Linked DNA regions of Homo sapiens: region 1 is linked to region 2. Evidence: chromatin loops called from intact Hi-C (ENCODE). Cell type or tissue: OCI-LY7. All regions are shown on one strand. Each heading gives the region's core, and the rest is flanking DNA. Links, peaks and the distances in the headings are about the cores only.

The links. A loop is a pair of places that touch in the nucleus more often than their neighbours do. Peaks named below come from ENCODE experiments on the same cell type or tissue, not always from the same donor. Only the 100,000 strongest peaks of a DNase experiment are listed, where the experiment ranks them.
Region 1: it touches region 2 in a loop (5-fold over the local background); 4 of 110 quality-filtered maps call a loop at or near these places.

The regions. Positions count from the first base shown.
Region 1 is chr3:192,130,599-192,133,414 of GRCh38, reverse strand. No RefSeq gene overlaps it. Among named protein-coding and RNA genes, the nearest start is that of FGF12-AS1, 110 kb to the left of the region's middle. In OCI-LY7, for the core only: CTCF peaks have their summits at 2,496 and 2,695 (motif pointing left); DNase peaks (open chromatin) are centred at 1,324 and 2,674; H3K27ac peaks cover 1,886 bases.
Region 2 is chr3:192,181,814-192,184,629 of GRCh38, reverse strand. All of the region lies in intron 4 of FGF12 (fibroblast growth factor 12), which reads left to right. Among named protein-coding and RNA genes, the nearest start is that of FGF12-AS1, 55 kb to the left of the region's middle. In OCI-LY7, for the core only: no CTCF peak of the experiment used is centred there; DNase peaks (open chromatin) are centred at 549 and 1,299; H3K4me3 peaks cover 2,254 bases; H3K27ac peaks cover 2,500 bases.

The DNA of each region.
Region 1 (2,816 bases), core at 218-2,717, 51 kb after region 2:
ATGTTTCCAGATGAGATTAACGTCTGAGTTAGCAGTGTCGGTAAAGTAGACTGTCTTCTTCAACGTGGGTGTCCATCATCCAATCTGTTGAAAGCTTGAATAGGACAGAAAAGTGGAGGAAGGAGGAATTTACCCCTTTTGGCTTCCTGCCTATCTCCTTGAGCTGGGACACAGGTATTCTCTTCCCCTAACTGGGATTTGCACCATCAGCTCTCTGGTCATTGAACTTGGGTTAGAATTACACCACCGGTTTTCCTGGATCTCTAGACGGCAGATGGCAGATCATGACACTTTTCAGCCCCCCACAATTGTATGAGCCAATTCCTCATAATAAATCTCCCCTCTCCTCCGTGTGTGTGTGTGTGTGTGTGTGCGTGTGTGCATGTGTGTATCCTATTAGTTCTATTTCTTTGAAGAATCCTGACTAATATACCCAGTATGACCCCTATGGGGTTGATGCCACTTTAGCCATTATTGACTACCTCCCTATATGATGATGGGCTTTTTCAATGGCTTTCCTAGTAACATACTCCTCTGGCACAGGGTCAGGACCCTCCTGACATTTAACTCTGAATTCAGTCCTGAAACAATGCAATCTAGCTGTTCCCACTTCCTTATTCTTTATCCCAGCAATACCCTAGAGGGCTGGGACAAGGTCTTTTGTGAAGTAGTAGGAAGCAATATCTAAGAATTTAGAAAAACTGTCCTCTAAATCTGGTTGCTGTAGGATCTTGAACAATTTATTTCTCCTCTAAATCTCTGTTTCCTCATTGTAAGACAAAGACAGTTTTCAAAGCAGGGATTAATTTGATTGTCTAATATTCCTTATCCACCCTAAAAATCTGTGTCTTTTAATAGATGTGATTTGACCATTTGCATTTGATGTAATTCTTGATATGTTTGGATTTAGGTTTACTGTTTTATTATTTGTTTTCTGTTAGTTATTTCTGTTTTTTCATTTCTCTGTTTCCTGACTTCTTTTTTGTTATTTCACGAAGGATTACAATATATGTATTTAACTTTTTACAGTCTACTTAGAATTAATATTTTACCACTTTTGGCTGAATGTAGAAAGCTTACTACCATTTGGATCACTTTAGCTTCCTATTTATGTCATGATTATATACATACATTGAAATCTCATTTGACAATGTTGTAATTTCTGCTTTCAACTCCCACACACTATTTAGGGAAAAAATCTATTATACTTACCCAAACATTTGCCATTTTCATTGTTGCTTCTTTGTATTTATTTATTTATTTTTTTAAACACAAAGTCTCGCTCTGCTCTGTTGCACTGCAGTGGCACATTCTCGGCTCACTGCAACCTCTGCCTACCAGGTTCAAGTGATTCTTGTGCCTCAGCCTTCTGAGTAGTTTGGATTACAGGTGCATGCCACCACGCTTGGCTAATTTTTGTATTTTTAGTAGAGGCGGGGTTTCACCATTTGGCCAGGCTGGTCTTGAACTCCTGACCTCAAGTGATCTGCCTGCCTCAGCCTCCCAAAGTGCTGGGATTACAGGTGTGAGCCATTGTGTCCAGCCTCCTTCATTGTTAATGTTCCATGTTTCCTTCTTATATTAATTCCCTTCATCCTAAAATCCTAAAGAGCTTTTTTTTTTTTTCACAATGCCTTTAGATCAGGTCTGCAAGGCAATAAATGCCCTTAGTTTTTCTTCTTCTCAAAGTGTTTTTATTTCACCTTCATTCCCGAGGGATACGTTCATTGGGTATAGAATTCTGAGTTGAAAGTTATTTTCTTTCAACACTTCCTTCTGAGCTATGTCACTGTTCTTCTATTGATAACGAATCTTTTTTTTCTGGGTGGCTTCTGGGCTTTTTTCTTTGTCTTTAATTTTTAGCAGTTTGATTACAGTGCTTCTGGGTGTGGATTTGTTTGCTTTTATCCTGTTTGGCATTCACTGAGCTTTTTGAATCTTTATGTCCAGTTCTCTTGCCAATTTGGGGACATTTTTATCGATTACTTCTTTAACTTTTTTCTGCACTGCACTTTTTCTTCTATCCTTCTGGGACTCAAATAACAAAAACACTAGTTTTTTTGTTATTTCCCCACAGATGTCTAATGTTCTGTTAAACTTTTCATTTTTTAAGAAAACTTTCTATGGTTCTGATTAAATCATTTTTATTGATTTTTCTTCAAGTTCATTGATTCTTTCCTCTGTCATCTCTATTCTGCTACTGAGCCTGTCAAAGGAGGGTTTTAAATTTTGTTTTGTTTGTTTCTTGTTTTGAGGGGGAAGTTATTACTGTTGTTGTTATTTTTATAATTCTAAAATCTTCATTTGGTACTTCTTGACAGCTTCCATTTATTTTGTGTACTTTCTATTTTTCCTTTGGTTTCAAGAATCAGATAATTCCAACATCTTTGTTACTTCATATTTATATCTGTTGATTGTCTTTCCCCATGAAAGTTGAGATTTTCCTGATAGTTTACATACCAAAATTTTTTTCATTGTATCCTGGACATTTTGAATATTATGTTATGTTATGAGACTCTGGGACTTCTTTAAATCCTATGGAGAATGTTGACATTTTCGTTTAGTAAGAGTCAGCCTGGTTAGGTTCACTCTTAAGTTCGAATCTGCCTCTCCTGTGTGCTGTGGTTGCAATGCTAGCATAGTCTTCAAAGCATTCGCAGTACTATTTGGATCAGTCCAGTTCATGTGCCACCTAGTGGCCAGTCTCAGACATTGGGCAGTGGTGTATCTTCAGTTCTATCTTTTGTACACTAAATAACATCAGATCCACATGTGCAAGCTTGGGAACGAGTCCAAAATTTATAAACAATTATTTG
Region 2 (2,816 bases), core at 94-2,593:
GCAGTACGGCTATTGATTTTCAGAGTTGGATTGGCCTTCCCCTGACCTTTCACCCATTGTTCCCTTTGCCCACACATGGCAATTCTACTTTGAAAAATACAGTATTTTCTCCATTCACCATCTCTAATTCAGACCATCGGTCAAGCTTACTCTGGTTTTATCCTGTTCATATAAAAAGAATCACCCTTTTTTGCCCTTTGCCAGCTCTTACATTACTAGTGTCTGCTTTATGGAATCAAGAGCAAATAACTTCCTACCTGCAGCCAAAATGTCTAAAAGCAGAGAATTCACTCTAATCGGTAAGCAAAGTGAAAACAACTATTATATTAACCGAAGCACATTGGTCAGTCATTTGATTAATGGAAAATATGCTGAATTAAAAGTAAAAGCCTATTTTATTTTATTTTTGGGGGACAGGGTCTCTGTTGCTCAGGCTGGCATACAGTGGCAAAATCTTGGCTTACTGTAACCCGTGCCTCCCAGGCCCAAGCTATCCTCCCACCTCAGTCTCCTGAGTAGCTGCAACTACAGGCACCTGTCACCATGCCTGGGTAATTTTTGTATGTTTTTGTAGAGGCACAGTTTTGTCATGTTACCCAGGCTGGTCTCAGACTCCTGGGGTTAAGTGATCTGCCCACCTCGACCTCGCAAAGTGCTGGCATTACAGGTGTGAGCCACCATGCCTGGATTATAAAAGTCTATTTTAGCTAATCATTCTTAATCTACGAAAGCGCATAAATCATAAGCAAAGCACCCACTGTGGCAAAGAGAGGGCAGACCCCTGGACTGGAGAGCAGGTTCTAATCCTTATTCTGCTGTTATTTAGCGCCATGGTCTTGATCGGGTTAATTCCTTCCCCTGCTCAGCCTTGCTTTCTTCATCTGTAAAGTGAAGAGTCAAACTACATATTTGCAATTTTAGATTTCAAGGATTCTATGATGAGGACAGAGCTTATGAACTTTCTTTTTAGTACCTTTTATGAAATTAAACAAGTGTACTTGTGATCTCTTTGTCCAAATGGTAGTATATCCAAAACATGATACAGGTAAATGATATTCCTGGGACTTTAGAAATAAAGCATAAAGTGAACCAGGCCTCTCTGTCTTCATTCTTCTTTGGTGGTGCAGGTGTTTACTTTGCATTCTCATTCTGAGGACACACCATCACAGCAAGAAGCATTGCAGCAAAGATTTTTTTCAAAAACACAGCCCCGGCTTTTCAGTGCCATCAGAACTGTTTATCTAGCAGATTACTCTTTAGGCTGTTAAAATGAACGTGGCTGGAGTGACAGTCCATGCAGGCTTGATTGAGTCTGAGCAGAAAACACCTGTGAGATGTGCGTTTCTAGCTCTGCTAAGGATATGATGTCAGATCTCAGCCTACTCACTGCTGGGTATCTTCATGTTGTTGGGGCTTCTTTGCTTTTCTAAAAAAAAAAAATCTTACATGCTCTCCAGATCCATAAAAAGGATTTGAGGTGTCTGCTGTACTCACATCAATATCTCAGCAATACTGCACCACATGCTGCGTCCCAGTCCACGTTTCTCCTTCATTGACCATTATAGTCTCTCCTCACTGAGAAATGTTTCAGTCACTGAGCATTGTAATCACCTGCAGGAAGTCTATGTTTAGATGAATGTATAATTTAAACCCAATGAGCAAACAAGTAACACAAACAAATTCTGGAGTTGTTTCTTCCCCATGGCCGTAGGCATAATTTTATGTCATGCCTACAGGAACATAAGACCCCCAATAAAAGCCCTTTACTGCATATTCGCAGGTGAAATGTCATCATCTTCTGGAGAGCCTACATCCTTCATTCCAGCTTTGATTAGAAAATTAGGTAGTGTTGGAGGAGGAATTTCAGGGCCCCCTGGATGTTGGGATTGATCTGAGTCATGAAAATACTGAAAAATGAAGCGAGTAGAGTTCAAAGAATGATGAGTTTGTTTGCTTTAATATATATCCCTTGTACTGAGGTCCAGTGTAGTTCTGGTGGTCTAAGCAGGACATAGACGATGGGGTAAGTAAACATATTTATTCTCATTCCCTCCTATACTCAACGAGTCCATTTAGAGATTGCCTATTTCATGGGTTCTTCATTGATTTTCTTCCTTCAGTAATTTTTCAGAGGAAGGGGCCATTCTTTTATATGGGATTAGGAAAACTTATGGTATATCCTTATAGTCATCTTTGTTTTGTGAGCCTGGGTAAGTAAATTTGCACTTCAGAATATATGTTTTATAAGATTTGAAATAAAACCCTATTAGTAATTGGAGGTCTGTAGTCTATATTTAACTAGTACATTAATTGTACTTGACCCAGAATTTTTCCCCTAAATTCATTACTTGAAGTAATAATACATGTAGAAAAAAAAAAAGTCTATTTCTTATATCTCTGCTCCCTAGCCAACCAAATCCCTTCCCAGGAGCCAACACTATTACCAGCTTGTGTAAGCTTCAAGATATTTTCCAATCATACATAATACACACAAATACCGAGTTGTTTATATGTGCCAGTATCCAGCCTATAATTAATTATATCCAGTAATATTTTCCCTCAAATATGGTTCCTTTCAGTTCTTAAATTTTTATTGGGTTTTAAAAATCATTTATATTTTTTCTGCTGTTTATTGTTTATTCATTATGTTCTTTTTTTTCATTGAGATATGTTTTCTCTAGAACATATTTATAGTGGCTGTTTTAAAGTTCTTATCTGTTGGCTGAGCATGGTGGCCCATGTCTGTAATCCCAGCACTGTGGGTTGATCCCAGGAGTTCGAAACCAGCCTGGGGAACACAGCAAAACCCTGTCTCT